Regions from separate parts of the Homo sapiens genome. Here region 2 is linked to region 1. A link is an interaction called in ENCODE POLR2A ChIA-PET data of the cell type or tissue named here. Cell type or tissue: PC-3. All regions are shown on one strand. Each heading gives the region's core, and the rest is flanking DNA. Links, peaks and the distances in the headings are about the cores only. Region 1 overlaps DST (dystonin). Region 2 overlaps DST (dystonin).

Region 1 (16,321 bases), core at 8,175-10,674:
CCAGACCATAACAAAAGTGATTTATTATTGTTAGCTTTCCAAATTAAAAAAATAAAAACTAAGTAGAAAAGCAACAGTTGCCATTTTTTGAGGGTCAAGTATGTGTTATGCTAACAACCCCCAGTGATGGGCAGATTCTATTAGCCCTTTGGTAGGGGCTGAGGAGGGGGAGAATTTGAGTTTAAGTCTGTTGTTTTAGCATCCCATCTTAAAAAGTGTCCCTGTTTGAGGATAAATTGCAGTCACCTGGTGAAGGCAATCGCTAGAAAGATGAGTAGCATCTAATTAAATAAAATGTTCTACTTAGGAGGCTGAGATGGGAAGATTTTTAGAAGCCAGGAGTTTGTGACCAGCCTGAGCAGCATGGTGAGATCCCCATCTCTAAAAAATAAAAAATATATATATGTATATAAAATAAAACAAAATGTAATAGTGACAAATGTAAAAGCCCTTAAGCCAGAGACAATGTAGGAATTGGCTCTTACAAAAGCCTGTTATCTGGTTTCCTTGGCTTTGGGTTTCAGTTCACTTTTTATGATACTGTTGGCAGAGTAAGCTATCTGAAATAAGATCTGATCTTCCACTCCTTTTGCTTAATGGCTTTTCTTTGCTTAATGGCTTCCCGTTGCTTACAGGATAAGTACACCCTTTCTTGGTATCAGCTCCCACATACCTCTAATGCACACCTTAAACTCAAACAAGACCCAGCTGCTTGGTTCCCTACCCCATTCTGTTTTCATGCCATTGCTCATGCTGGAACCCCTCTATTCTACTTTTTTGTTGTTGTTGCAAACTCCCATTTCTACTTAAAAATGAGGATTAAACATCATTTTCTTCCTTTCTTTATCTCACATTCTTCCCTTAGTCTTCCTGGACATTCTCCCCTCTTGTTATTGAACTGAACTAACTGGGGCCTGCTCACCTGGCACGGTAAGGCCAAACATCCACACTGAGGTTTGCAGTGGAAGAAAGGAGGGCATTTATTTGCAGGGTGCCAAGCAAGGAGAATAGTGCAGCTTATGCTGAAAGACCTGATCTCCTCAATGGCTTGCAAGTCGAGTTCTTAAAGGCATGGTTAAGTTTTAGGAAAGCAGAAGTTACAGACAAAATCATAAATCAATATGCAGAGGTTACACATTGGTTTGGCCTACAAAGGGTGGGATATCTTGAAGTGGGGGCAGGTCATAGGTAGATTAAAAGATTTTCTGTTTTGCAATTGGTTAAGGAAGGGAAGCTTTGTTTAAGATCTGGGTCAGCAGAAAAGATTGTTAGCTCTGGTTTCTGGTGTGACTTCTTTCAGGACCATCAGGAAGAAATTTACAGCAAAGAGAAGTGGTCAGAGATCAGTCCTCAGTTCCTCCTATCTGAGGTCTACATGCTGTTCGGTGGGGGTCTGGGTTTCTGAAAAACAACTCAGGAACATATGTTAAGATTTTATCTTTACTTTCTATAGAGAACCAAACATTGTATTATTTTAACTTCCTGGGAGATTGTTTTAAGCTACTATTACCTTCTTGCTTATCTAGTTGCTCATTTATTTCTCAGGGAGACCTAGGTACCTGGAAATTCCCTTGAAGGAACTCAGGATTTTCTATTATTTCTATGCTTGGGACCCACAGACCCCTAAGAAGTGTCCCTGCTCCATCTCACTCTGGGACTGGATGAGGGCACCAGATATGGGGATTTACACACCAAGGCAGGTGGTATGTAATTTTTATCTTGTATCCATAGCCTTGTGTGGCATCTGGCATGGAATAGGCACTTACTATTTGTTGAATATTTGATGTTGGCTAAATATTTGATGTATATAGGAATGGAATTAAGTGAGTAAACTAGAGTTACCAGGCATATTTGAGAAAATACAGAGTAGTTGAACTTCAGTTCAGCTGTTTTCCCTCCTCCTTCTCTCCCACCCTTCTCTTGCCTCCCGGCTGCCTGTTCCTCCTATGCCTGTTCTGTGGCTTTCCAGAATACCCTGGTCAAGGAATTGCTCTTCCCTTAAATGCCCCTCTATTAGTCCACTTCCATTCTGCTGATAAAGACAAACTTGAGACTAGGTTTGGAAGACTTTTTCTGGAAGAAAAAGAGGTTTAATTGGATTTAAAGTTCACATGGCTGGGGAGGCCTCAGAATCATGGCGGGAAGCAAAAGGCACTTCTTACATGTTGGTGGCAAGAGAAAATGAGAGAGAAGCAAAAGCAGAAACCCCCCATAAAACCATCAGATCTCCTGAAGCTTATTTACTACCACGAGAACAGTCTGGGGGAAACCACCCCCATGATTCAAATTATCTCCCACTGGATCCTTCCCACAACACATGGGAATTATGGGAGTACAATTCAAGATGAGATTCGGGTGGGGACACAGAGCCAAACCATATCATTCAGCCCCTGGCCCCTCCTAATCTCATGTCCTCACGTTTCAAAACCAATCCTGTCCTCACATTTCAAAACCAATCATGCCTTCCCAGCAGTCCCCCAAAGTCTTAACTCATTTCAGCATTAACCCGAAAGTCCAAAGTCTCATCTGAGACAAGGCAAATCTCTTCTGCCTATGAGCCTGTAGAATCAAAAGCAAGCTAGTTACTTCTTAGATACAATGGGGTTACAGGTATTGGGTAAATACAGCAGTTCCAAATGGGAGGAATTGGCCAAAACAAAGTGGTTACAAAGGCCCATGCAAGTCCAAAATCCAGCAGGGCAGTCAAATTTTAAAGCTCCGAAATGATCTTCTGTGACTCCAGGTCTCACATCCAGGTCACACTGATGCAAGAGGTGGGTTCCCATGTTCTTGGGCAGCTCCACCCCTGTGGCTTTGAAGGGTACAGCCTCCCTCCTGGCTGCTTTCACAGGCTAGTGTTGAGTGTCTGCAGCTTTTCCAGGCCAACAGTGTAAGCGGTTGGTGGATCTACCATTCTGGGGTCTGGAGGTCGGTGGCCCTCTTGTCACAGCTCCACTAGGCAGTGCCCCAGTAGGGACTCTATGTGGGGGCTCTGACCTCACATTTCTCTTCTGCACTGCCCTAGCAGAGGTTCTCCATGAGTGCCCTGCCCCTGCAGCAAACTTCTGTCTGGGCATCCAGGCATTTCCATACATCTTCTGAAATCTAGGCGGAGATTCACAAACCCAAATTCTTGACTTCTGTGCACTCGCAGGCTCAATACCACATGGAAGCTGCCAAGTCTTGGGACTTGAACCCTCTGAAGCCACAGCACTCTTTGGGGACACAGAGCCAAACCATATCAGCCCCTGAGCTTCCAAAATACCCTTTGCCTTTCTTTCCCAAACTTCTACCCTCAACTCCAATCAAAATGCCATTTCTTTACTGAGGAATGCAGCTAGATATAATTAGGAGATTATCACATCAACCTAATTTATGCCAGGCTATAAATGACTGACAGTGAGGCAGCAGGAAGTGTTTTGATTTTGAATTCCACAATATAAGTGATTGATTTCGTGTTCAAATTTCTGACTGTGTATATAACCTTCTCTTTCACATTGTATATTAATGACATCCTAAACATGTTTTCATGCAAGGGTTTTGGATTTTGTCATGCAATCGTGACAAAGGAATATTCTGAGAGCTGCCTGCCTGTAACCAGTTTCAGCAACATTGCTGTCTTTGTTCAGCAGCATTTGTGCAATTATTTGAATATTTTATTGCTTTTTCATATCTTTCTTATATAAATGAATGAACACTAGAAAAATTACTGATAATGCTGGTGATGGGAAATTAGGTCTTATATAGCAATTCACTTCAGATAAAGATATAAAAAATCAGGTGAGCCAGAAAGAAGAAATTCTTAGCTTCAAGTGGATACTCTCTGAATTAAAGCCCGTCTAGAATCTGTTTTATTGGTAGGAAAAGAAGCAAAAGCAAGGAACTGTATGGAATTCTGGAAATCTATCATTGAATATTGTATACAAAAAGGAAGATATAACTAAAGATTTTTAATCCTATATTTTAGTTTTTGGGCCCTGAAATCCAGTTTCTCATGAGATTCCTACACATTTCATTTTTTTGTGTGTTTTCAAGAAAACATTTTACACACAAGACAGGCTGCTGATAAAAGGTTAGGAAAAATGCCTGGGTTTCCTTCAAGCTGTCCCTTCTTCGAAGTCATTAATTCTTGCCTTAGATCTTTTCAACAACTGGAATCTAGGTAATAGCTTTGCTGCAACTACTTTAGTAGATCCCAAAGTTAGGGCCCTGAAAAACCAAGATACGGCATAGGCCTGTTGGCTAGGCACTGAGTGCTACAAGATGAGGCCAGAGGTCTGCAAACCATCATCACCTTCCTTACCTTTTGGTGTCCTTACCCATACACAATTACCAGATCCTGGAGGCTAGCTCACTTTGTGCCATTAGTTCTGAAGGGCTTGGTCTTATTAACCCAACTGAGAGGAGCTTCTGTCAGAAACTTAAATGGAATACAATCAAGTTGAATAAGACTTGTCTCTACCTTTGAGGAGTTCTCTTTTCATTTCCTTTATCTTACAGTGATGGGTGATCAGATAAGAAATGAATCATTCATTGAATTTAGTGTTGATGCTCTTTTCTTCTCTTGATGCTTCTTTTCTTCTCTTCTTTGGCTATGCCTGCATTTATCTGAAAGTTTTCTATACGTTTTATATAGAATTAAAGGTAAATTGGGTTTATTAACATTTTATATATGTTTTGTATAGAATTAAAGGGTAAATTGGGGGATTAAAAATTTAGTGTGGCAGCCTTTGCTGTTATTGTTTTTATTTGTTTGATTTTTGAGAAGGTAAAACATTTACGTGATTCAAAAATCAAAGCATATAAAAGTATATCAGTGAGAATTCTTTATCTCATTCTTGTTTTTTATTTCTGGAAGAGGAAATCTAAGTAATGACTATTCTTAGTTTCTCTTAAATCCTTTCATTATTTTTCCATACACAAGGAAATAAAAATATATTTTATTTTACCCTTTTTATATGGATAGTAGTATATTGTATACACTGTTTTGCATCTTGTTTTATTCACTCAATGTATCTTGAAGAGCTTTCCATAGAGAAATACTTCTTTTTGTAGGTGCATAGTATTCTATTGAACGCATGAACATAATTTAGCTAATCATCCGCCTATTAATGTATTTGGGATTTTTCTAATCTTTCATTATTACAATCAATGCTGAAATGTAAAACCTTAGCCTTTTACATGTGTGCAAATGTTATCTGTGGGATAAATTCCCAGAAGGAGAATTATGGAATCAAATATTTACATATTTTGATTTTGGTAAATATGATCACATGGCCATTTACAATGGTTTATTTTAATTATCAAAGCTTCATAATATGTTCTAGTCCTCCCTTATTGGTATACTCTTTTAGTTGTATTCTTTTTATTCCTATGTGAATATTAGAATTGGGTTGTCTAATTCCAAAGGAAAAAAAATCAGTATTTTTGTTGAACATGTTAAATGTGAATTTTATTAAAGGATAAATGGAATATTTATGATTTTTAGTTTTCCTATCAGTAGGTATACTTTTCTGTTAGTTCAACTCTTCTTTTTTGGCAGAGTTTTTTTCATGTATTTCTTCCATATTTCTTGTAAAAGTATATCTAGTATTTTATTTTGGTTGTGATTAAAAACAGGTCTTTTTTACATTATGTCTTCCGTTTGTAGTTTCTGTAAGTGAAGCTATTGGTTTCATTATCTTAATCTTATAATCTGCTAACTTATCTTACTGTTTGTAGTGGATTTTATTATAGTAGAATCTCTTGGGTTTTCCAAGTGTAATAACATATCATCCGCAAATAGTGATTATTGTATATCCTCTTTTCCAACTTTTGCATTTTATTTATTTCTCTTGTATAATTGTATCGGCTAGGACATCCAGCAAAATGTTAAATAATAGAAATAAGAGTGAGTACCTTTTTCTTGTTTCTGACTTTATTGGGAAAGTCTCTGATGTTTCCTTAATTAGCATAAGTGGGCTTTTGGGTTGAGATAAATCTTTGCTGGTCATTTACTCTTGGTCTTCCAGCTTCACCTCACCTTTCTATTCTATACTCTCTGGTGTTGGGGCTGGGACTCCTTTGATAGCACAGTGGGCTGCGTCAATAGGGGGCACTGGAGGGGGTTTGGAAAATGATAGCACTTTCTGGTGGGCTCTGCCAATACGAGGTACTAAAGGGAGCTTGGAAAGGGGAAGTGGGGAGAAGCACTCCCTGTCTCTCTTGCTCTTCCTGTCAGAGGTGCCCCAGTAGGGGTATCTCACCTCAGCTTTATGTATTTATTTTTCTAGATTGCCAGAGCCAGCCTCATCACTCCGCCTTGTAGGTACCAGCAGCAGCTAGGCAGTGCTCCCACCTCAGAGGTATAAGCCCCAACTCAGATGCACTTCCCTCCTCTGAGCTCCTAAAGAACTAACAGCAGCTGAGCAGCTGAGCAGTGCCCCCTTCTCACAGGTCTGAGCCCCAGCTTTGTGGGGCCCTTCCTTTGAGCTCCCATGATCTTGTAACTTAATCTCATCCTTTGGAACCCCTCAAACTGGAGGTGGTAGCTGCTTCCTTGCATTTATGGTCTGCAGGTTGCTCAGTGTCCTAGTTTTGCTGTTCTAGTCCTCTAGTACCTGTTTAAACAATTCTCTTTTTTAAATCCCTCCTGTTGAAATATCTAATGTGCTTTCTGTTTTCCTGAAAGGACCCAATCCTGAATGACTCATGCATTCCTATTTTATTGAACATTTTTGTCAAGATCAGTTGCTCATTTTTTTCTAATTTTTTTCTCTTCGTCAAAGGGGGTGATTGTATGGTTTTTCTTTTTAGACCTGTGAAATATAATAGGAACTTTTCTAACCCTAGACACTTCTAGACACTTCTAGAATTTCTGTAACAAATCTCCCTTCATCATATTGTATTCTTTTAATGCACTACTGATTCTACTTGCTGATATTGTAATTAGGATTTTTGTATTAATATTTATATCTGAGATTGGTCTTAATTTTTCTCTTTCAGGGAAATCCATGTCAGGCTTTTATTTCAATGTTATATTTGCTTTATAAAACCTTTGGATCTCCCACATTTTTGCTAATCTCTGGAAAAATTCAGATAGCATTTAACATTAACATTTCCAGGCTTTTGTTGTTGTTTTGTCTTGTTTTTATTTTTTAAGATTTGGTAGCATTGCCTTATGAGACTCTGGGTTGGGTACTAGTTTGGTATCATATAATGGGAAACTTATTTCATTAAATGAATCCAGAAATGACTAATAGATAAAATGATGTTTGTGTGTTCTGCATTAGCTGAGCTAGTTAAAAAAAAAGCTTTTTTGGCTACCAGCATTAGTTTAGATCAAACTGTGAAACAGGCAGCATGTCTCTGGTGCCCTTTTTATCCTTTAATTATTGTACATATGCATCTAATTAATTCTCCCTCTTACCTGCTCTTTTCCCTCCTATGCTGTTGCCAGTCTCTGCTGAAGTTACCTACTGATACTGTTTTTGGAGGTATGACTCTGCATATAAATATTTGCATTTTCATAGAATTATGAATATGCTCTTGGCAGAATCTTGGGTCCTGGTGCTGTATGTTTTGTGTCCCTTCTTCCTTCTAAGTTCTTCAAGTACATGTATTCCTGAGGTGAAGCATAAGCGTACCAGTTTGAGGAGAGCATATCCTCCCATTGACTTAGTTACACGATTTAATAAGCTCTACACTCAGGAACCTTAGAGAGCCTTCAGTCTTCCTCTTAATAAAAAGAGGGTCGCCACTTAACTACCTTTAGTGTGAGTAAAGGAAAAGGTGGAATAACACCTGTTATTGTGAACTCATCGCTAGCTGCCTGGCTCATCATTTCTTTTCAGTGCCTTCATGCATCCTCCTCTCTCTGACCAGCAGGTCTTTCCTTGACTTTGTCCCTGTTGAATCCTCACTGGTTTTTGAAGCGATGGCCTTGGCTTCCCTCACACAGTGGTTCCTCCTTCCCCTCAGGAACTGACCCCCTCCTCAATTTCCCCTTACGGTCTCCTGAGCTTACTTCTATCATGTTACCATTATTGCATTGTTTACTTATAAGTCTGTCTCCTTCACCAGGCTGGTTGCTGCTGAGGGTGCATTCCATGTTTATTCTCTTTTGTTTCCAATGCTTAGCTCACTGCTGTATATATAGTAGGTTTCAAAATATATTCGTTGAATTACTGAATAAATGAGACCCAACAAAAAGTGGAGAGAAAGAAAGATGAGTGGCAAATGGGTAAATGGACTCTGTAGGAACTTTTAGTACCATGCTCCAGACATGTTCCAGATGCTAAAAAGGTTTTTTTTTTAAATCCACCTGTACTATATGAAAAGTAAACATAGTGTTTCATTCAGAGTGAACTTAATTTATATTTGATTTATGTTCACATTGTGGATGCTTTTCTGGCAACACACTTTCTACATCTGCTTACTCGAAGGCATATATCAGAATAAGTCAGAAAGACAGTTTCAAGACTATGAAAGTCTAAAATCCTCTGGTAGCTTTATAGTAATTTAGCTTTTGGATCGGGAAATTTTGGTTTATTTTTCCTGCATCAGGAAATTATGTTCTGCTTCAGGAAATGATGATAGTAGAGATAAGGGAATCAAAGGGATTAATAAGGGATGCTAAAAATAGATTCATTGGGAGATAAGATGACCTGAAAGCAGAGGATTAAATTGAGGGGGTTGAGGGAAATAAAACCTATTTCCATGATGCTTCCACTTGGAAAGGATAAATATAAAGAGAACTTGGGATTATGTTTAGCTTGAATGTTTTCCCATCTTGAGCTGCTGGAAAAATTCTAATCGGCAAGCTGTGTTCGGAAGACAAAGAGAGGAATTTAGAATTCTTTGGAACTGCTTTAGCCACCAAAATTATTCTGAACTGTATAAACATTGTGATCCCTTTTCCCACTCAAAATGTAGATATATAAGAAGGCCAGTTTTTACCTGTAAGTCAATGTGGGTGCCTATCTCTTTTCCCTGTTTCTGCCATCTCTGCCAGGGGCAGAGTGTGCTTTAACTCCTGACTGCTGGCTTTGCCAATCTCCATAGGGTCTAGGTGAGAAAAGTCATATGCTCCCTATTAATGTTATTTCGACTGTATGTTTTTTAAAAATAATTGATTGGCCTAGCATTATTATGCTAAGAAAGCTTTTTAAATGGACTGACCATGGAGATGCTCAAATAGATGATTTTTAATCCCTATGAAAAAAAACAACACTAGTGTGATGTTAGCCAGTTCCATCAAAGTTTGGCATGAGATGGAATGTCCTGATCCTCTTCCTCCTATCTTATTAAATTAAAGAAATACTTTTATTAAAGCAAGCATTTGTGATATGGATTTTTCTTTAAACTCAAATGACCACATATAGAACTCAGTGTCCCCCTCCTCCCCATCTCTTTCCTACTATGCTGTTGGTAATGTACTTTTCAGTCCTTTGTTACAGGTGTTCTAATTATAAAAGGAATAAGCTGGATTAAGTAAATTTCCATAGCACAGGAAAGTGGCCTCTAATTAAGCCTATTTTGAATTTTTACTGTGAATGAGAAGTTACTTAGGAACATTTTAGGGGACACAACATAGGGTGAAATGAGAGATCTCTCCTGCACTGTGGATGGAGAGTCACTTATTCAAACACATATGTCACTTATTTTAACTTAATCATAAGAAGTATGGGCTTCTTGTGATTAAGTTAAAATAAGTGACATATATGTTTGAAAATTAGAAATGATGGCTTTGTATGTTTCCAGTACCAAAAAAAAACTAGCTCTCTTTCTGTGTTTAATTTATTGCCTTGGTAAAATTTCCTTCACCATAAGAGAATATTAGTAGAAATCGAAGATGACCAAAGCTGAGAAGAAACCAATATAATTGCTTGTATCGGCAAGACACCATGCTCTCAGATTTTCTTGTTTAAGCATATTAAACCTGTCCTCAGGCTATCTTTGAACACAGAAAAGCTGAACTGTGTGTGTATGTATATACATACAGATAAACACAAATATAAATATTAAAAAATATATAACATCAGTCTCCATCCATTGGTGAGCTGGAGCTGGGGATCAATATGCATATAACTGGCTCTCCAGGGAGAGCTATCTGATAGGGAGCTATATCAGCTAGGGAGAGCCAGTTTTATGTTTATCGTTCCAACTCTGCGTTCAGTGATATCATGGCCATGATGGGAGTGTTTATACCATGAATTTTGGCAAGCACTATGTGATGGTTAATTTTATGTGTCAACTTGGCTGGGCCATGGGGTACCCAGGTACTTGGTCAGACATTTATTCTAGGTGTTTCTGGGAGGGTTTTTTTTTGAGATGGTGGCTTGCTCTATCGCCCGGGCTGGAGAGCAGTGGCGTGATCTCGGCTCACTGCAACCTCCGCCTCCCAGGCTCAAGCGATTCAATTGCCTCAGCCTCCTAAGTAGCTGTGACTACAGGCATGTACCACCATACCCTGTGAATTTTTGTATCTTTAGTAGAGATAGGATTTTGCCATGTAGGCCTGGCTGGTCTCAAACTCCTGACCTAAAGTGATCCTCCCGCCTCAGCCTCCCAAAGTGTTGGGATTACAGGCATGAGCCACCATGCCTGGCCATAGGGAAGGTGTTTTTGGATGAGATTAACATTTAAACTGGTGGATTTGAGTAGACTGCCTTCCATAATGTGGGTGGGCCTCATCCAATCAGATGAAGGCCTTAATAAAACAAAAAGACTGACCTTCCCCTGAGTAAGAGAGAATTTTACACTTGAGTGCCTTCAGATTTCAACTGGAACATTGGATCTTCCTGCTCAATGGCTTTTGGACTAAAACATTGGCTTTACTTGCATCTCCTGAACCACTGGCCCATCCTGTAGATTTGAATTAACCAGCCTCCAAATTGCCTGAGCCAGTTCCTTATCTGTTTTGTTTCTCTGGGGAACTCAGACTAATACACCCTACATCAGGATTTTTTTTTTTTTTTTTTTTTTTTTGCCAGTGAGCCGGTTTACCAGCATCCACTCTCTCCATCTAATCCAGGGAAAAAAATCAAAATTCCCAAATAAGTACTTTCTGATCACTGTCTCTGTCTAAGCTAAGGAAAAAAATCAACAAGTCCCAAATAAAACTTCCTGGTAGGTAATCTTTTTAATATTCAGGCAGTTTCCTTCTATTCTTATTTTACTCAATTTTAAAATCAATAATTTCTCCTGAACTTAATTGAATTTTAAAAATTTAAGGGAATTTTTGAGGTACCTATTGATATAATTATTTCTCCTTTAATTTATAACTGTAGTGAATTACAGTAATGAGTTCCCTATTGAATCAGCCATGATTTCTTGGAATCAACTTTATTTAGTCTTGGAATATTATTATTTTAACTCACTTTGATAGTTCTGGCAAGATTTTATTTAGGACTTTAAAACTTATATGTTAGATTGATGTATACTTTATTTCCTTGAGTTTATCAAGTTTTGTTTTTAGATTGTGCTAGGATCTTTACATGAATCTAGAGTTATTTTTAGCTTCTTAATATTAATTTTAATTACTTTGAAACAATAAAATTTAGTAATGTTTAACAAGCACCCATTATAATTGCTAAACTGTGAAATCAGCATTATTTGTATCTGACCAGCTGTACAAAGCTCATCCATTTTTCTTTTGACAAAAGGTAGTAGAAATTCCAAACAATAAAGAAGAAACTACTCATTAAAAGTCATATTTGCTAATCTAGCACCATAATTCCAGTCTTAGAACCATTCATGCAGCTGGAAGGAGGATATGGAAGAGGTGAGAATACCAGAAATGTAAGGGTAGTTCTCAAATTGGGGCCCCATTTTGCTTGCTCTAAGGCAAAAAAAACAGAGGGTTTAGCAAAGAAGAAGGTCACTGAGGCTAGAGATGCAAACAAAAGCTTTTGGTTCAGATGGTAAAGGAGACCCTCAAGAGAGTAGAATCAGTGTATCTATAAGACAGTGCCTCATGAACTAGGCTCCAACCTTCTTGGCATCCAAGTCCTTTTTAATTTCAAGTTTTTTAGCCAGGTTTTGTATAGTATGCCATAGTTCTGAGCCAGTTACATTCCAACCACATTGCCCAAAGTAAATCAAAGCAGGACCTGGACCATGATGTTGGTAGGGAAGGTGAGGAGGGAACGAAGGGCGGCTGCAGCTCCATGGGCTGGCCTGATGAGAAAATTTTTATCTTTTTCTATTTCTTAGAATAATTTGAAAAATATAGGAATGACCTGTTGTAGGTTAGATAGAACTTGACTGTACACACATAGCCCTTTTTAACATAAGCAGTATGCTTCTGGAAATGGGAGTGCTAACTGAATCAGTGCATGGGAAAACAGAGATTTTAATAGTCAATGGGAATAGGAACTTATATATTTTAATGATATATATATATGGAGAAAGGATACATACGTATATATGTATGTATTTAAGGAAATAATTTCGTAAACAGCAATATAATAATAATTCAGTGCTGTGTGTTTAGCATTTAATGGGGGCTATGTGTGCAAAGTCTTTGTGCCTAGAACCTTTTTTCATGTTAGATCTTTCTCCTATCCTCTTTTGTATCTTCTATGGTTATAGTCCATTTAGATTTTTCTTCCTTTTTTATATGTTGGAGATAAATATACGAAATAACAAAAAGATCCTTTTCTGCCGGTAGTCTTCACAGTTTTGATTGCACCCCCACCAGTGAAATAAATTTGAGCATGCACACTCAATATGTATATGTATTTACGTATCAATTATATACATATACATATACACCTATTCTAATATATTATGTAAAACAGATTTCAACATGAGAAAAATGCAGTTAAATGTGCTTCATTATTTTAAAAAATCTTTAACACTATGTGAATTAGTAATTCAATGTCTGGTTTTAAAGTCAGTTTATTTTGATATTTGATTTTAGTCATTGCTATCTCAAAAAAAGATTCAAATGGAAGAAATGCATTGATAACTGCTCTTACTAATCACGATATTTGTTTTTCAAGTTCATCCATAGATTATGCAAAGTTATTTAAAAATAAAATTTACTAGCAAATTTTCATCTTTCTTGATGTCAACTGATTTTCTTATAATCTGAAGGTGTTGATATTTCTACTTTTAACAAATGATTACAGAACTCACTGAAGATCTGCATTTAGTTGGCTTTAAAACATATTAGAAAACTCTATTTTCAGATTTTAAAATCTGCAAAATTAGAGCTTTTCTAGATAATAAACCTATATTCTTTGGGAGGAACAGAATCACATGTTAGTAGAAATATATTCAAATTCATATTTTTGAAACGCTCTTTCTGTTCCAGAAATTTAAAAGAGCAGTTCCTTTCTCATTCATTGTTCAAATATCACCTTTATTTGTTTGATTTATTTGTTTAAAAATGTCTGCTGCTCTATTGGGCGTGGTGGCTCATGCCTGTAATCCCAGCACTTTGGGAGGTCAAGGTGGGAAGATCTCTTGAGCCTAGGAGTTCCAGATCAACCTGGGCAACGTAGGGAAACCCTGTCTCTGTGAAAAAAAAAAAAAAAAAAAAAAAAAAAATTAGCTGGGCGTGGTTGTGTGTTCCTGTGGTCACAGCTACTCCGGAGGCTGAGGCAGGAGAATCACTTGATCCCAGGAGGTCGAGGCTGCAGTGAGTGGTGATAGTGCTACTGCACTCCAGCCTGGGTGACAGAGCAAGACCTTGTCTCAAAAAAAAAAAAAAAAAAAGGAAGAAAGAAAGAAAAAGAAAAACCGCTGTTGATGGCATCTTGCTATTACTGAAAGTTAGTAATTTTGGAACTCTTGTCTTTCTATAAAATAAAGCTGCATAATTTGCTTTTAAATTTGGCAGTGCTTTGAAGTACTTTTTATAGACAACCAATGAAACTCCGTGATCCAAAAAATTTTTAACGGTTGCTCACTGTAGTAGAGACTATGAATTTCTACCAAGAATTATTCTTTTCTTTTTGTAATAGAAATGTCCTGGTTGTAGCTGGGCGCATGGTGAGCGAGCTAGAGACTTCATTTCCCAGCCTTTCATGCAGATGTGTGTGACTCTATGGCTAAGTTATGGCCGATTGGATATAAGTAGAGGTGATATATACACATTCCAGGTCAAGCCCTTAAAAGAATCAGCTTGCCTCCTATAGCCCCTTTCTTCTCATGCCTGGGAAGGAATTGTGGTGGTAAACTAGCTTCAACCCTGTGGGCAAGTAATATTGGAGGGGAAGGCTGAGCAGTGATAGAGTAGGATCTTGGGTTCTTAGATCCCTTGGTTACTGGATCTTATTTTAATAGCTGTACTTTTGGATCTCTTTGTTACAGTAGCTAGCCTGTATCTTACTACACTTTTTATCTCATTGCAATGCAGTGTAAACAGTCTATATATTTGTTGTTTTTATCAAAATTTTTATGTGTTTATATAATTGCTGTAAAAATAACCACATTGATTGAAGTGGTGCAGAGCAGAGTGTTTAGATATATATATCCTTCTTTTTTCCCGGAGACAGAGTCTCACTGCGTCACCCAGGCTGGAGTGCAGGAGTGCAATGGTGGGCTCTCAACTCACTGCAACCTCTGTCTCCGGGTTAAGCAATTCTTCTGCCTCAGTCTCCCAAGTAGCTGGGATTACAGGTGCATGCCAAAATGCCTGGCTAATTATTGTATTTTTAGTAGAGATGGGGTTTCACCATATTGGCCAGGCTGCCCTCAAACTCCTGGGCTCAAGTGATATGCCTGCCTTGGCCTCCCAAAGTGCTGGGATTACAGGTGTAAGCCACCTTGCCTGGCCCAAATATATATATCCAAATTTATGTAGGAGTTTAGTAAATAATAAAGATGGGCATTTGGAATCAATAGAGAGGCACTAATGGTTGTTAAAGTTGGGTGATAGGTACTTAGGGTTCTTTTTAAAATCTTTTTATATTTTGGAATTTTCTGTAATAAAAAGTTAACATATTTAGGAAATTAAAAAATGAATACAATAAATTCATTGGAGAAAGGATAGTTAAGTAGATGATGTTACCCACTTGGCAGGAAATAAAATTAGTTGTGTCTCTCACACTATACTTAAAAATTAATTTCAGATGGATTAAAATGTACATATGATTAATTCCAGATGGATTATAAGTGTACATTTACAGGATTTAAAAAAATAGAAGGTATAGGAGAATGTTTTATAATTTTGCAGTTGGGAAAAGCTTTCTAGGACAAACATTTAAAAGTCATAAAGGAAAAGATTGGCAGTTTTGAATAAAAGAATTCTAAACTTATGTACAACAAAATGAAAAGACAGATTGCAACCTAGGCAAAAATACTTGCTGCATATATAGTAAATTATTTTATTCATATTATATAAAAAACTTCTCAAATCAATAAGAAATACATATAAGTTGTACAAAAATGAGCAAAGCATGTGAACAGACAATTCAGAGAAGAAAATAATTCGGAGAAAAAAATGGCTTATAAAAATATAAAAAATAATTTAAAAATTCAGACAATTCAGAGAAAAAAATGGCTTATAAAAATATACAAAGATTTTTAACTTTACTAATAAATAACGCAAATTCAAACTCACTCCGTCACCCAGGCTGGAGTGCAGGAGTGTGCGATCTCAGCTCACTGCAACCTCTGTCGCCCGGGTTAAGCAATTCTCCTGCCTCAGTCTCCCAAGTAGCTGGGATTACAGGTGCATGCCAAAATGCCTTTTGTCCATCACATAGGCAACAGATATAAAGATTTATATTATCCAGTGTTGATGGAGATAATAGAATTAAAAAGGCACTTTCATAGTGTTGCTAGAAATGTAATTTGGTACATTTTTAGAGACAAAGTTGGTACCTGTAGTATCTCTCAAACTTTTTCCTACGGACTGGAAATACCACTTCTAAGTAAAGAAGATTTAGTTGAAGATATTTTGTTTATTCCACTGTTTATACTGGAAAAAAATTAAAATGTCCGAATTCTAGTCAGTAGGAAAATAGTTAAGTATGGTACGTGCATAAACTAGAAAATTATTCAGTTGTAAAAAAGAGGGTGTGGTGGCTCATGCCTGTAATCCCAGCATTTTGGGAGGCTGAGGTGGGTGGATCTCTTGAGGTCGGGAGTTTGGGACTAGCCTGACCAACATGGCGAAACCCTGTCTCTACTAAAAATACAAAAATTAGCTGGAAGTGGTGGCACGTGCCTGTTATCCTAACTACTCAGGAGGTTGAGGCAGGAGAATCACTTGAACCCGGGAGGTGGAGGTTGCAGTGAGCCAAGATCATGCCACCACATTCCAGCTTGGGTGACAAAGCAAGACTCTGTCTCAAAAAAAAAAAGAAAAAAAAAAGAATGTACACCT
Region 2 (16,321 bases), core at 7,217-9,716, 130 kb after region 1:
GCTTGCTTTTAGGGCCTCTCTTTTCTCTACTCCACACTACCATTCATTCTCCAGCTGTAGCTGTTTACACATTCTTCCTTTGGATTATGTTAATACCATTGATTAGGCCACAGCTTTCCTTGCATTTAGTCCAGTCTTCCTTTGATTTTCCAATATTGCTTTCTGCTTTTGCTTGGAAGATTTTGCTCTTTTTGTATGTCACTGTCTTAATCTCTCCTACTATGTGTTTATGGGTTTAATTTTCAGAGTTTGGGGCTAGCTCACTATCACCCCATTTTCCACTGGAGTATTTTGTAGATTGGGCAATAACTTAACTAGAATAACATACTTTAAGTGTTTGCACAGAATATATATTTTTAAATTTTGCCTCATTTATGGGAAAGTGGGGGAGAAAATGATATTTTTTATTTAAAACTTTTTAGAAGATGAGATGTGAAAATAATTTGATAGTGACTAAATCAACTGGTTGTTACACTGTTATTCTCAGTCTTATGAATTCAGAAAGTCCACTGTTTTGAAATCAGAACCTTGTCACTTACCCCCATCCTAATGAGGTTTGCATGTCAGCACTGTCAGGGTCCTTCAGGGAAATGCAAAGCAATTTCTTACGGGGAGATTTGGGATATCTGTGTCTATGTGATGTCTACATTTTTGTACAGTCATGATTTAACTTCAGAAAGAGTCTGTATTTGGGACTAAATATTCTATTCCTTTCTGAATCATCAAATAATCATTACATTGTATTCAGTATTGGTTTTAGAACAAAATATGCCACTTCCCAACTGTTTAAATCTGGGCAAAGTGTGTATCCCATCTGTGTATCAGTTTCCTTTTCTCTGAAATGGGAATGATACTAGTACCTGCCTGTTTTGAGGATTAATTTAAGTTACACTCTTAGAATGGTGCCAGTAGGCACATGGTAGATAATAAATGTTAGCAGCTTATTGTAGTTCTTTGAAAAGTGACATCCCATGCTTGTCTTATTCAATAAAAATCATTTAACCAAATTGATAGTTTAACCAGTTGTTTTGCTCTTTAATCATTCTGCTTAACTAGGAAATACTGAAGGTGTTTTTTTTTGTTTGTTTTTAATGTGAATCTGTTCGTTTTTACTTAAGAGCTGGTATAACTACTGTAGTAGTTCAGGGATAGTATTTTGACTCCATGGTGATATTAACTTCAAATTTCAGTTAATAGTAAGTTCAGTTTTATTTTTTAAGATAACATGGAAATTTTGTCTTCCAATAGTGAATGTGATTTTCCAAAGACCTTGTATTTTACCTTGTTTCTATATAAACTAACTCAGTCATAAGGAAGGTATTTGATTTGCTGACACCCACATAGGAAATCAAAACTCTTGGCTGCCTCGTTTGTTTCCCCAGTCCCAGATGATTCAGTTTCTTTAGAAACTGCATGATGCACATGATTTATGAATTATTTATCAACTTAGCTTGAGAACTCTGTCAGTTGTTTAGACCTTGTTTTACAGACAAAAGTAATCTGAGTAATTTTAATGAATAAATGATGATTTGTAGAATATATATTTATTTAAATGTTTAAAATTAAATATAAAATTAAAAATATGGAAATGATCTTTATATAATCAGAACACTCACAATTTTGTACCCTAAATGAAATTTAATGAAAAATTTAGAATTAAAAGGGATATAATTTTTACATCTTGTAAAGTGAGTTCAAAATTAGTTAAGCAACCTCAGCTTGAAATGACAGCTTGAAATGACACTATAGTAGCAAAACTTGCTGATTCTACTTTTTATGAATCAGTAATGGGCGAGAAGTGTTCTTGTATGTAAGGGATTACTGATAATTATTATCAACAGAATAAAGGCTTACTCTAACAAGATCTGGGGAGGATTATAGTTTGGCTTAATACAGTTATGTTCATTTCCTCTGTGCATATGTATTTAATGGAACTTCTTTAGCGTGGTCGTTAGAGCATTGTCTCTTCTATGATGTGGCCTTAAAAAATGTACTATTGCAGTGGAATTTTAGGTAAACCTGTATTGAGCCTCAGCAGATTTTAATTGTCAAAAGAGGCTAAGATATATTAAGATTTCTTTGGAGCAAGCAATATAATATTTCTTGTTATTTCTTTCTCTTTAAATCAGTATATAGTATCAATAGTAAATTTTAGTAATACCAAAACAGTTATCTCTGTGAAACTAGGGTCATAATTACCTTAAATTTTTTTTTAACATTTATTTTTAATCTTACTTAACGACAGCTTTTCCTAGAACTGTATTTCAGAGGCATTGCAATAACCTGGTTTTCAGAATTTGGAAATTGTGTAAATCCTTCTCATTGCAGAGTCACAGATGATCTCTCTGATTACCATGCATTCAATCCTTACGGTAAAAATCTAATTGTGGTTGGAGCCCTTGGGATGTTTTACTACTTAATTATGCAATATATACACCTTAGTGTATCCTGTGTCTTGGTAGTTTGATTTTGTAAATGAAATCTATGATTTAAACAGTATATTCAAATTTACGCAGTAAAGATAGCCAGCTAAATTGTAACAATTTGGAAGACTGAATTTGGTCATATGTTTGGTATTGAGGACTTTAGATTCAGTGAAATGGGGTGGTGACCCTTGACCTTTGTTCTTTGCTTTCATTTATGTGATGGGAAAGCTGCCTTCATTTCTAACACAAATCTTCCCTTCACTTCAAATCTCCCATTTTTGGAGATTGGGTTACAAAGAAATTGTATCTGTGCTTTTCAGATTTTTCCATGAACTACAGAAATTCCTGTGGCACTGCTCCCTAGGGAGTTGTTCTAAGCTTTAACAGAAGGCATCTTAGAATAATGTAAAAGGTCGGGGTTACCACAGTATTAAAGTATTTGAACTCTTGGTCTGTCAGGATGGGAGTTGACTTTGTTGGCCAGCCTGGTCTGCCTGTAAGATTCATATCAGGGGTTGTACGAGTTGGAAAAGCATCTCCTCATATCTTTTTTATTGAAAGGGAGCTCTGCCTCTGGCAGTGCAGAAAATGATTGCGTGAAAAGTTTGATAATTATATCAAAAGAAAATGGTGGTAGTTAGGTTAAATGGAAGATGCTTGTACTCACATGGTCCCATTAAAGGCTATTCTATTGTTTTTTTTCATATTTTGCAGTCTCCTTAACATTTAAGAAACTGAAGGTGTATTTAATCAATAGTGTCACTATGATAGATATTAAGAAAGAAAAAAACAACGCCGATGGAAAACTAAGCAAAGTTACCAAGTAAGATTGCAGCATAAATTTTAAAAGTGATTTCCCAAGGAATAGGCTATATCCAGACACTTGGCTAATATTATTGCCCTTGTTCTACAGTTAATGGTAGGTACGCTGTAGTATTTTAGGAGCACAGGGTTTTACAGTTTTGGTTCTGCCAGTTAACCTAAGATTGACTTTCCTCACCTGCAAAATATGGATAACATCCACTTCCCTGATTTTTGTGAGAATCAAATGGGATGATTTATGTAAAGCATTTAGCTCAATGCTTAACACATTAAAAACAGCCCCCAAATGGCAGCTATTATTGCAGATTTTCATCTCAGCTACAGTATTTTGGATTATTTGTCAGTACTGTACTATCTTTTAATGTATGATATTCTTTCTGTGTTCTGGGCCTTCTTAAAGTATAATGATTTCCCTTTTCTCGAATTGAATTTGACCTTTTCAAAAGTCTGGAATTTACTGAAGACAAAGAATTATCCAGTGCTTTATGAATGGGGATGTTTATATTGGTTTGGCTGGCTTCCAGGTGGCAAACAACATTCAAAAGCAGACATAAATTTTTCCCTTCCAAGAGGCCACATGGTGCTCCTTTCCTGCATCAGGCTCCCATGGATATCAATGGGTGTAATGTGTGTAAAGCAAGGGAAAGGTCTTGCTACTAAAAAGTAGGGCACTGTGCTATATCAGATAAATTAGTACGTTCCCATGAGCTCATGCTTTGTCCTAAAAGATGTCTTTGTCTTAATGTCCTGTTAGAGTCTAGCTGGCAGTTAGGAGTCAATATTTGATATAATTCTCAGTGGTTGAATCCTACTAGGATGTTCATAGTTTGTGTATATATGTATATATATATACATGTATAAAACTAGTAGTATTAAAGCCCAAACAAAAATATTTATTAAAATCTTACATGCTACACTTTGTTAAAGTGTTATTGGCTGAGTTTCCCGTTACCAAATTTAAAAGGTTGACTTACATTTTTTCCCTAAGAGTTTTAAGAAAAGTGGTACTTAAATTCATAGAGCTAAGAAAATTGTTGCTCATTGTCCATGGATATCAGAAAATATAATTTTGATTGTTTATAGAATTATAAAAATTTTAATAGGGTACTCATATTGTTAATTCCATGTCATCATTCTGCTAATAATGCTCAGATTATTCCTTAAATATAAAAATTAAATAGATGAATGAAAAAACAAAAAATAGAAATGGTAGTAGATATTAAGGAATTAGAAATTGGCTTTAGTTTCTCTCTTAATAATTATTATGTGGACGGCTGGGTGTGGTGGCTCACGCCTGTAATCCCAGCACTTTGGGAGGCTGAGGTGGGCCAATCACCTGAGGTCAGGCATTCAAGACCAGCCTGGCCAACATGTCCAAACCCCTCCTGTACTAAAAATACAAAAATTAGCCAGGTGTGGTGGCACATGCCTGTAATCCCAGCTCCTCGGGAGGCTGAGTCAGGAGAATCGCTTGAACCCGGGAGGTGGAGGTTGCAGTGAGCTGAGATCATACCATCGCGCTCCGGCCTGGGTGACAGAGCAAGACTCCATCTCAAAAAAAAAAAAAAAAAAAATTATTGTGTGACTTGTATTAGTAAGATTAGAACATTAAATACATTTTATATTATCACTTCTTTAGACTTACATTGTGATTTTTTTCCTTGGGGCTTCTCAAACATTATATGTAAGTCCTTTATGAACATGTCGAGTCTTTGGGTTCTCCATGTAGTTATAAAGATGAAGTTACATATTTGGCGGGTTGGGGTGGGGAAGAGAATTTTAATTCTCTCTGGACATTTTATAAGAGAAGACATTTTAGATCCTTGACTAGCTTGTGAATAATATGTATTAAGCAAATATACACTCCCAGTATGAAAACAGTTTATAGGGCCTTTTCATATTATTATCTTATTAGATATTCTCAGATAGCGGTATTTCCTCATTCTACAGCAAACAGACCTGAGAATCAGAGAAGTTAAATGTTTTGGTTAAATTTATACAAATGACCGTGCTTAAACAAGTATCTCCTGAGTGTAAGTGAAAAACAGCCTTTGAGACTGGGGAGATACGACAATTAAATGCATTGTCGTCCTGGATGAGATCCTAAAACAAAAAGAGGATATTAATGAAAAACTGATGAAATCCATATAAAATCTGGAGTTTATGTTTTAAAAAATGTGGCAAAGGTTAAAAATTCTTTGGGGCAACATAATGTAAAAAGTTTGAAGACAACCGAACAGATTAAAATTTTGCACATGTGTGAGTAGATAGGAGGTTTTTTTTTTTTTTTTTTTTTCTCCCTGAGACAATGTTTTGTTCTGTTGCCCCGGCTGGAGTGCATTGGTGTGATCATGGCTTACTGTAGCCTTGAGTTCCTGGGCTCAGGTGATCCTCCCATTTCAGCCTCCTGAGTACCTGGGGCTACAGGTGTGTGCCACCATGCCTGGCTAATTTTTTGTATTTTTTGGAGAGATGGGGTTTCACCATGTTGCCCAGGCTGGTCTCGAACTCCTGGGCTCAAGCAGTCCTCCCACCTCAGCCTCCCAAAGTGCTGGGATTACAGGCGTGAGCCACTATGCCCAACCTTAGATAGGAGTTTTTATTTTTTTTGTTTTTATTTTTTATCAGGTTGTTGCTATATACATGGCATTGTAACTATTAACACCTCTGAAAATGCTTCTCTACAACTTTTTGAAACTTGTTGAGTTTCTTGAATCTTCCACCAGACAAAACCTAATTTTCTGTTCTAGAGAGAGGCAGATTCTTTTTCGCTGGGGATGTTCTCATCCTAGGATATCAGAGGCACCATGGAGATTGGGGATAGGAGTTTTTCATTGTGCTATTGCTTTTCATAGAGAAACTTCAGAAACAAACTAAATGCTTATCAGTATTATAATGGATAAGTTAGTGATTGTATAGTTGGGCAATTATTACTATGTACAGTTAAGAAAATGAACTAGAATTATATCAATAGAGTTGACTCTAAAGAAATTGTTAGTAAATAAAGCAGGTTGCCAGTTAAAAACAAACCTTTGAATAACTTTCAAAACACTATACTATATGCACATGATTACAAAATCAAACAGTACAGAAGGATTTATAACGAAAATGAAGTGTTTCAGTTCCCCTTCTTCCCTTTGTCTACTCGGTTCCCACAGTCTATTTGGAATTATGTTTAAATGTGTCTGGTGGTTACAGGCATATCTTGGAGATACTGTGGGTTCAGTTCCAAACCTCCACGATAAAGCAGGTATTGCAATAAGTCAAGTCAGAGAAATGTTTTGGCTTCTTGGTGCATATAAAAGTTATGCTTGTATTATATTGTAGTCTATTAAGTGTGCAATAGCATTATGTCTAAAAGAATAATGTATACACCTTAATTAAAAAAGATTGTATTGGCTGGACGTGGTGGCTCATGCCTGTAATCCCAGCATGTTGGGAGGCCGAGGTGGGGTGGATCACTTGAAGTCAGAAGTTCGAGACCAGCTTGGCCAAGATGGTGAAACCCCATCTCTACTAAAAAAATACAAAAATTAGCTGGGCATGGTGGTGCGTGCCTGTTATCCCCGCTACTTGGAAGGCCGAGGCAGGAGAATTGCTTGAGCCCAAGAGGTGGAGGTTGCAGTGAGCTGGGATTGTGCCACTACACTCCAGTTGGGCAACAGGGCAAGACTCTGTCTCAAAAAAAAAACAAAACCAAACAAACAAAAAACACAAAAATGTCCTTATTGCTAAAAAAAAAAAATGCTGAAGGTCATCTGAGCCTTCAGCGAGTCATAATCTTTATGCTGGTAGAGGGTCTTGCCTTGATGTTGATGGCTGTTGACTGATCAGGGTGGTGGTTCCTGAAGATTTGAGTAGCTGTGGCAATTTCTTAAAATAAAACAACAGTGAAGTTTGCCATATCAATTCATTTCTTTTCTTGAAAGATTTAGCTATAGTATGTGATTTAAAAAAAAAAAAAAGAGAGATAGTTTCTTGCTCTGTTGCCTGGGCTGGAGCACAGTGGCACAATCATAGTTCACTACCACCCAGAACTCCTGGACTCAAGCAGTCCTTCTGCCCCAGCCTCTTGAGTAGCTAGGATTATAGGTGCAAGCCACTGGAGCCAGCCTGTGATGCTGTTAGCATTTTACCCACAGTAGAACTTCTTTCAAAATTGGAGTTAATCTTCTCAAGCCCCGCTGCTGCTTTATCAACTAAGTCCTATGTATATTCTAAATCTTTGTTGGCATTTCAATAGTGTTCACAGTGTCTTCACCAGGAGTAGATTCTGCCTCAAGAAACCACTTTCTTTGCTGATCCATAAGAAGCAACTCCTCATTCATTCAAGTTTGCTCATGAGATTGCAGCAATTGAGTCCCATCTTCAGGCTTCACTTCTAATTCTCTTGCTATTTCCACCACATCTGCAGTTACTTCCTGGACTGAAGTCCTCAACCCTTCAAAGTCATCCATGAGGGTTTGGAATCACCTTCTTCCAAACTCCTGTTAATATTGATATTTTGACCTCCTCCCATGAATCATGAATGTTCTTAATGGTATCTAGAATGGTGAATTTTTTGGTGAATTTTTTCCAGAATATTTTCAATTGAATTTACCCATATCCATCAGAGGAATCACTATTGATGGTAGCTGTAGCCTTACAAAATGTATTTCTTAAATAATAATACTTGAAAGTTGAAGTTACACCTTGTTCCATGGGCTACAGAACGGATGTTATGCTATTAGGAATGAAAAAAACATTGATTTGCTTGTACCTCTCCATCAGAGCTCTTGGACTAGGTACATTGCCAATAGCAGTAATATTTTGAAATAAATCTTTTTTTTTCTGAGCAATCTCAATAGTGAGCTTAAAATAGTTATTAAACCCTTCTGTAAACAGATACGCTGTCATCCAGGCATGTTTTTCTATTTATAGAGCATGAGCAGAGTAGTTTTGCGTAATTCTTAAGGGCCATAAAATTTTCAGAATGGCAAATGAGCATCAACTTCAACTTCAGCTGTATTAGTCCCTAATAAGTGAGTCATCCTGATTTTTGAAGCTTTAAAGCCAGGCTTTGCCTTCTCTCCAACTATGAAAGTCCTATGTGGCATCTCCAATAAAGAGATATCTATGGTATAGTCTTCCATTGGAAGACTGTTTTGTCCACATTGATAAACTGTTGCTTAGATTCACCTTCATCAATGATTTTAGCCAGATTTTATGGATAACTTGGTGCAGTTTCTGTATCAGCAATTGTTGCTTTGCCTTGAACTATGTTATGGAGATGGTTTCTTTCCTTAAATCTTACGAACCTACTGCTAGCTTCAAATCTTTCTTCTGCAGCTTTCTCACCTCTCTCAGCCTTCATAGAATTGAAGAGAGTTACGACCTTGCTCTGGATTAGGCTTTGGTTAAGGGAATTTCTGTCTAGATCACTGAAACTTTCTCCACGTCAGCAGTAAGGCTGTTTCTTATCATTCATGTATTCACTGGAGTAGCTTTTTTTTTTTTTTTTTTTGAGACGGAGTTTCGCTCTTGTCACCCAGGCTGGAGTGCAATGGCGCAATCTCGGTTCACTGCAACCTCCGCTCCCGGGTTCAAGTGATTCTCCTGCCTCAGCCTCCTGTGTAGCTGGGATTACAGGCACCTGCCACCACGCCCAGCTAATTTTTGTATTTTTAGTAGAGATAGGGTTTTGCCATGTTGGCCTCCTGACCTCAGGTGATTCGCCTGCCTCAGCTTCCCAAAGTGCTGGAATTATAGGTGTGGGCCACCATGCCCAGCCTGGAGTAGCACTTTTGATTTCCTTCAAGAACTTCGCCTTTGAATTTACAACTTGGCTAGTTATTTGGAGCAAGAGGCCTTGCTTTTGGCCCGTTTTGGCTTTCAACATGCCTTCCTCACTAAGCTTAATAATTTCTAGCTTTTGAGTAAAGTGAGAGATATGTGACTCTTCCTTTCACTTGAACACATAGAGGCCCTTGTAGGGTTACTAATTGGCCTAATCTTAATACTGTTGTGTTTCAGGGAATAAGGGGGCCTGAGGAAAGGGAGAGAGGCCAGGGGTATGGTGGCTGGTTGTTGGAACAGTCAGAACACACATTTCTTGATTAAGTTTACTGTCTTATATGGTTGTGGCTTGTGGTGCCCCAAAAGAATTTAAAGAGTAACCTTAAAGATCAGTGATCACACATCATCATAACAGATATAATGATAATGAAAAAGTTTGAATATTGTGAGAATTACCAAAATATAACACAGAGACAGGAAGTGAGCCCATGCTGTTGGAAAAATAATGCCATTAAACTTGCTTGACACAGGGTTGCCACAGTATGTAAAATGCAATATCTGCACAGCACAATAAAGCCAAGTGCAGTAAAATGGATATGCCTGTACTTCTGTATTCTAAATAAAATGCTTATGCTGTGATTTTTAGAAAAATATGCAAACTGCAGACATTTGCTCTTAATTCCTGTTAAAATAGATGAGGATTTACTCTGCTTATAGTCCCCTCCCTTCCTTTCTCTCTCCTTCCTTCCTTCCTCCTTCCTTCTCTCCCTCCTTCCTTGTTACGTTACTACAGTATATAACAATATTTATTTTTTAAAATTTAGTTTTTTAATCAGATTGTTTATGTAGATAGTTTAAAACTGAAATAATTCTATAAATCTTATTATGAAAATCTGCAGTTGCTTCTGTAGCCACTCACCCCCACCACTCCCAACCATTGCCTGCATCCTAGAGACAAGCATTTCACACTGCAGGCTGTTTCTTTTGATATTTAAATCATATCACTAGATAACAAATTTTTGGATCTACTTCTTGATTTTCTGTTTTGTGCCCTGTGTATTGGATTTCCTCTCTGGAAGAAGAACATTTAGCTCACTCTCACCGTTTCTACCACTAGACAGGTCATACTCTCCATTCTCTGTCTTCCCAATGTAGTTACCACATTCATTAGTCTAGATCACTATTCTTTGTCACATTATTGTGATTTAGTAAATGCTATTCACAGCTGAGTCATGAGTAAATTATGACTGTTTCTTTCTTGCATGACTTTCCTTGTTTGTGCTCTGTAGTTAATAATTGTCTTGCTTCTTTGCTTAGTTTTCTATGTATTTATCATAAATTCACCCCCAGTTGTTAACGTTATTTTCTCCAAACATTCAGACACATTAGGTATTGCATCTTTTTGGGTCTTACTTGCACAGAACCTTGTGAGCTGTTCTGTTTCGTTCTGTATGGTTGCCCCGTATCCCTGGGGCACAGATAACCATCACTCCGGGGTTGCTGTTTGCCTCTTTCTGTGTGAGATCCCTTTCTGCTGGATCCTGTGGTCTCAAGACTTGATTACAACCTTGTTTTGACAAACTGTCTTCTCTAGTAGTACCATGAGGAAAGATGCATGGAAGAGAAATTTTGTGTGTCCTGGAAAAATTTTTTATTGGTGCTCTTGCACTTAATTGGTACTATCTAGATTGGAAATAATTTTTCCTTTAGAATTTTGAAAGCGCTGATTGATCTGTTGTCTTCTGGGCTTTCATTATTGCTATTACAAAATCTCAAGATCATCCTCCCTTCTCTCTCCCTCCCCCACTCTTTCTTGACATTATAGGATTGTGATTCTTAACCCTGGCTTCACTTTAGAATTATCTGGGGACTTTGACCAAATCCTGGTATGAGAGATTTTGAAGTAATTGGTCTGGAGTGGAGCCCAAACATAGATATTTCTGAAAAGCTCCCTAGGTAATTCTAAGATGTAGCCAGAGTTGAGAACTACTGTTTTAGTGTCTTTTCTTTGTCTCTCATTGCTGAAATTTCTTGATGATATGCTATGATGTAGGTCCCTTTCCATCCGTTGTGTTAGGTACTTGATTGTTCCATTAATCTGGAAGTTTATGTTAATTTTGGTAATTAAAAATTTTATTTTCTCCCGTTCTTCTGATCTATTATTTTAAAAATCTTGTTATTTGTAGTTCCTCTGCTTGTCTCTCTGATTTTCTGTAACTTTTTCCTTTTGTTTACAGAGTGATTTCCTCAGTTTGATCTTCCATCCCTTTCACTGAGTTTTCCTTTTCTGTAATCCTATTTTAATTTTTCTGAGAATTCATTTTTTTGTACTCTAATTATTCTGCTTTTATGGACTCCTGTTTGTATTTAAGGATGCAGTATCTTCCCTCCTTTCTAAGGATATTAATAATTTTTTGTTAACTTTTTATCTCCCTTCCTTGCTCTGTTTCCTCTAAATTACTTTTTGAAAATCTGTTACTTGTTTTGGCCTCCTGGTTTTTCCTATAAGGGGCTTTGCTCAGAAGCCTTCCTTGGCTATGTACCTATTTATGTTTAAAAGCTAATTATGGACTCGCTATCTGTGTGGTGGACTTCTCAACCTTAGCCTTTACCATAGGATCTGGCTGGGTCATTGCAGTGGGGGAACTCCTGGGATCAGAATCTTGGGATCTTTTCTCTTGGGCTGGTCATATTCCTTAGAGAGTACTCTTTTCAACTCCACTTTTGGAAGCTGATTTGGCAGAAGATGGCTGGAGGATGACTTTTAGGATGTGAAGGCATGCTTAATTTGCCTTTCTCATTTATGTCTCTTGTCATGCTGATTAGAGCCCCTGTCTCTTTGACTCTCTCCAGAGAATAAACCTCCAGCCTCCTGGGGGTTGGGCAAGGGAGAGGAATCTCTGTCTTAGACTTGTCCTTTCTGTGTCAAGGCCCACCCCACCCCAGCTTTCATGGCTACCTGCTGCTATCCTTTTCTGGTGAGGTTTTTGTGGGGTTTCAAGGTATGAATCAGATTGCTTCTCTCAGCTTTCCTGGCTGCTGGCTTAGTGGTCACCTCTCTGTTGAGTCAGGTACAACTTGTTCTTGGGTTTTCCAGCTACCAAATGCCCTTGTTCTTCTCAACTCCTTTTCCTTTCTCCTTGTTGGTAAGTATGTACCCTAAACACAGATTCCATTACTGTCAACGTAATGTGTTTTCAGGAGAGAGTGGAGGTAAGCTAAAGGTCATCTACTCTGTATAATCAGAACTGAATAATATGATTGTGGTAAATGAAAAATAAAGAGATGGTAAAAGGCTTCAGATTGTCATAATGATTCTATTTTGCATGTCAGCTCTGAGGTTCAGTCGAAATACTTGGTGTGTATAATGTCTGCAGAAGCGTAGCAGTAACTCATACTTGGTGTTCTTTGGTTGGTGGCAGATCATGCTGCAATCAGTTGGACTGAAAGTTAAATTTGGAAAAGTTATTTAAACTCTTCTGTTGCAATGCAGGTTGACAGCCTGTATTAAAATAAAATGTTTGGTTTAGAAACCCTATAAACACTGTGTTGGTTTCAACCAAAAAAGCTTGACTTTTCTCCTTAAATCAGTCATGACTGTATTAACATTTAAAATACCATTTTCTTGGTACCATTTATACCTCAGCGATGTCACATAGAAAATTGAGAAATTATAACTCATTTTCATTCTTTTATTGTGCATTTAAAATATAAACTCTATAATGTAATGTTTCACTTTAAGATCTTTTTCTTCTTTAAGGGAATTGATAACATAGCACTTTAAGGAACTTTTAATAAAAATACTGTTTTTTGGTAAATTGATTGTATTATTATCCGAGACAATATGTACATTCTTCACTGCATGTTCATGCAAATTTAGAAACCCAGTCTGAAATTTGCTGCACTAAGAAAAAGCCAGATTAAAACTTTTTATACTACCAAAAGCAACCTTTAAAAAAATCTTGTTTTTCTTTTCAAAAGCATAGTGTTCTTGTCTGTCTTAGGACCTCTTTTGTTAGAATTCTCTGTGGGTAGTTTAAGAGAACAACATTTTATTTTGAAAAACTTAAAGTCTACAGAAAAGTTGAAAGAATAGTTATACAAACCCTATGTATACCTGTCACCTTAGTTCACTGAGTGTTAACATTTTGCTGAATTTGTGCTTTCTCAGTTTTTTTTACTGAACCATTAAAATTTAAGTTTAGACATCATGACATTTTTGTCTCTAAATAATTAAGTATTTGTGTTGTCAGAATAAGGACATCCTCTTTACATAATCATAATACCATTTTCAACTCTAAGAAACAATTCTATGATACCATCTAACATACAATATGCATCCCTCCTGGATTTTCCCTAACCTTTAACTTCTAGCTCTTCCCCACCCTCCAGGACTCCAAGATGCAAATAAGGATTGCTAGAACAGTGCCCTCTCCTAACCTTTTGCTTTTTTTTTTTTTTTTTTTTTTTTTTTTTTTGAGACAGGGTCTCACTCTGTTGTCCAGGCTGGAGTGCAGTGGTGCGATCATGGGCTCACTGCAGCCTTGACCTCAGGGGCTCAAGCGAGTCTCCCTTCTCAGCCTCTGAGTAGCTGGGACTACAGGTACATGCCACCATGCCTAGCTACATTTTTGTATTTTTTGTAGAGATGGAGTTTCACCATGTTGTCTAGGCTGGTCTCAAACTCCTGAGCTCAAGCAATCCACCTGCTTTGGCCTCCCAAAGTGATGGGGCTAGAGGCGTGAGCTACCATGCCCAGCCAACCATTTGTCTTATATAATGTCCCACAATCTGGGTTTGTCTTATTATTTCCTTATGATTGGATTCAGGTTAGAACATTTGTGGCAAAATTATTACAGCAGTGATAGTGTTTACTTCTTATTGCAGCATATCAGGAAGCACATATCAGTGTATTCCATTAATGGTGGTGTTGAATTTGATCACTTAGTCAGGTGTGGTGGTGTACCCCTGTGTTCCCAGCTACTAGGGATATTGAGATGGGAGGATTGCTTGAGCCCAGGAGTTACAGGCCAGCCTGGGCAACATAGTGAGACCCTATCTCTTAAAAAAAAAAATCGATCATTTAGTTGAGATGGTATCTGCTAGATCTCTTCATTGTAAAAGAACCTGTTTTACTACTTTTTCTCTCCTGTAATTAATGGATAAATTGGGAAATTTGTACATGTCATGTTCCCCCAAAACCTTTTACCTAATAGTATTCCTTGATCCTTACCTGAATGAGTTATTAATATTTAATTGTAAAAATGGTGATCATTTCTTGTTTATTAGCTGGCTTTCTTCCACAAAGAAGAGCTTTCCCTCATCTCCTCCTTTTCTCTTCTTTAATGTCATTGTTGTCTCTTTAGAAAAAAAAAACAAAAAAACCTCAGTGTGTTAGAATTCATTATCATTGTGATTATTTTTGATGATTAAATTGTCCCAAGTTTGGCTAGTGGCAGCCTTTTGAAGTTGGCTTCTGTGTCCTTTTACCATATTCTCAGTAATCTTTAAGCATTTCCTTTGCTTTTTGGCACAACGAGATGTTTCAGGCTCACTTTGTGCTTTCCCTGCCCCAGAGTTGGAATAGATGATTTCTCTAAGAATTCAGTTTGTTTCAGTGGTTCTTCATATTTATAAATCAAGATTTGGGCACTAGATATGTTTATTGCTGCTGATTATGATTATATCCATACCCTTTCAATAGGAATATCTAGGAAATAGATAGCTTTCTTTTCTTTCTTTCTTTTTTTTTTTTTTTTGAGACAGGGTCTCACTCTGTTGCCCAAACTGCAGTGTAGTGGTGTGATCATGGCTCACTGCTGCACCCTCGACATCCTGGGCTCAGGTGATCCTCCTACCTCAGCCTCCTGAGTAGCTGGGACCACAGACATGTGCCACCACACTTGGCTAATTTTAAATTATTTGTAGAGACGGGATCTTCCTATGTTGCGTAGGCTGGTCTCGAACTTCTGGGCTCAGTGATCCTCCCACCTCGGCCTCCCAAAGTGTGGGGATTACAGGTATGAACCACTGCACCTGGCTGGGTAGCTAATTTTTAAATCATACATTTATTACTGATATTCGCTATTCAAATTTGATACTGTAGGTTTCTTTTTTTTAAACCTTCTCCCACTTTTATATCCCTGGTTCCCAGCAGTGAGAACTCTGGTTCACAACATTACTGTATTTATCTAATTGCTCTCACCTACAATATACACAATACAGTGTCTCAGTTACTATACCTATACCTTTACCAGTCTTATTTGTTTGTTTATTTGTTTGTTTTTTGAGACGGAATCTCGCTCTGTCACCCAGGCTGGAGTGCAGTGGTGCCATCTCGGCTCACTGCCTTACCAGTCTTATTTGGATTCAAAGTACAGAGATTAATTCAGGCTACTGGAAAATGATAAAGGATAAAGGATTCGTGTAAGGATACATAGTAGCATGGATCTAAAAGGTAGCTTCTGGCATCAGCTACTCTCATTCACCCACTCTCTTGGCCTTCTTTGTTGGCCTCTCTTTCTCATTCCATGTGTCTCTGCATCTTGTCTCTCACCTTCAACCTTTCTAAGTGGGAAGGAATTTGTTAGGTTGATTATTTACCCTCTAAGTAGCATTTCTGTTGGACAGCTTGTGATCCAGGTATCTTGGTCTTGTTGGCCAAAGTGTGGGCAATGGGGACTTCTTTTGTTCAAAACAACGGAAAGCTTTCTTGTATTTGGTCAGTATAATCACTGGGCACTTTTAGGTTTTATGGTCCAGTACAAACTGGTTTTCATTTTTCTTAGTATAGTGATAGATTTCCTTTACCCTGGAGTGTTTAAAGTTCATGAGTAATTTTGAAAATAAGGTAGTAAAATATATTTAATTTCCAGCTGCCAGCCAGAAAACTGTAGTCTATTTCTGAACAAATGAAACTCAGTACACAGACATATTTAGTGATTAATGACCTATTCTAAGAGGAAGCCTGAAAGGAGGAAGAAGGTGTGTTTTCTCCCTGGGCTGTGAATGAGAAGATAAAGTAAGTATCCAAAGTACATAAATCTGATATTCTGAGATTAATAATAGGCTTTATCTGGGGTAGGTGTTAGTGACTGAGAATTAATAAGACAGTTTTTAAAATGTAGCATGCATAGTGAAAAGAACACAGGCTTTCAAATATGACAGACTTAAGGTCCACATTTGGCTTGGCTCATTCAAACTCTGTGACACTGGGCAAATTACCAATGTACTCTGAGCCTCAATCTCCTCTTTTGTAAAACGGGCATGATAAAACTTACTATCTATCATAGTAGATA

The links. Peaks named below come from ENCODE experiments on the same cell type or tissue, not always from the same donor. Only the 100,000 strongest peaks of a DNase experiment are listed, where the experiment ranks them.
Region 2: POLR2A ChIA-PET joins it to region 1 with 5 read pairs; 2 of 35 experiments call an interaction of 5 or more read pairs at or near these places.

The regions. Positions count from the first base shown.
Region 1 is chr6:56,918,111-56,934,431 of GRCh38, reverse strand. The region is part of intron 2 of DST (dystonin); the gene reads left to right. Among named protein-coding and RNA genes, the nearest start is that of DST, 29 kb to the left of the region's middle. RefSeq lists an enhancer at 6,167-6,216. In PC-3, for the core only: no CTCF peak of the experiment used is centred there; no DNase peak of the experiment used is centred there.
Region 2 is chr6:56,790,249-56,806,569 of GRCh38, reverse strand. All of the region lies in intron 4 of DST (dystonin), which reads left to right. Among named protein-coding and RNA genes, the nearest start is that of DST-AS1, 46 kb to the left of the region's middle. In PC-3, for the core only: no CTCF peak of the experiment used is centred there; a DNase peak (open chromatin) is centred at 8,199; H3K27ac peaks cover 1,505 bases.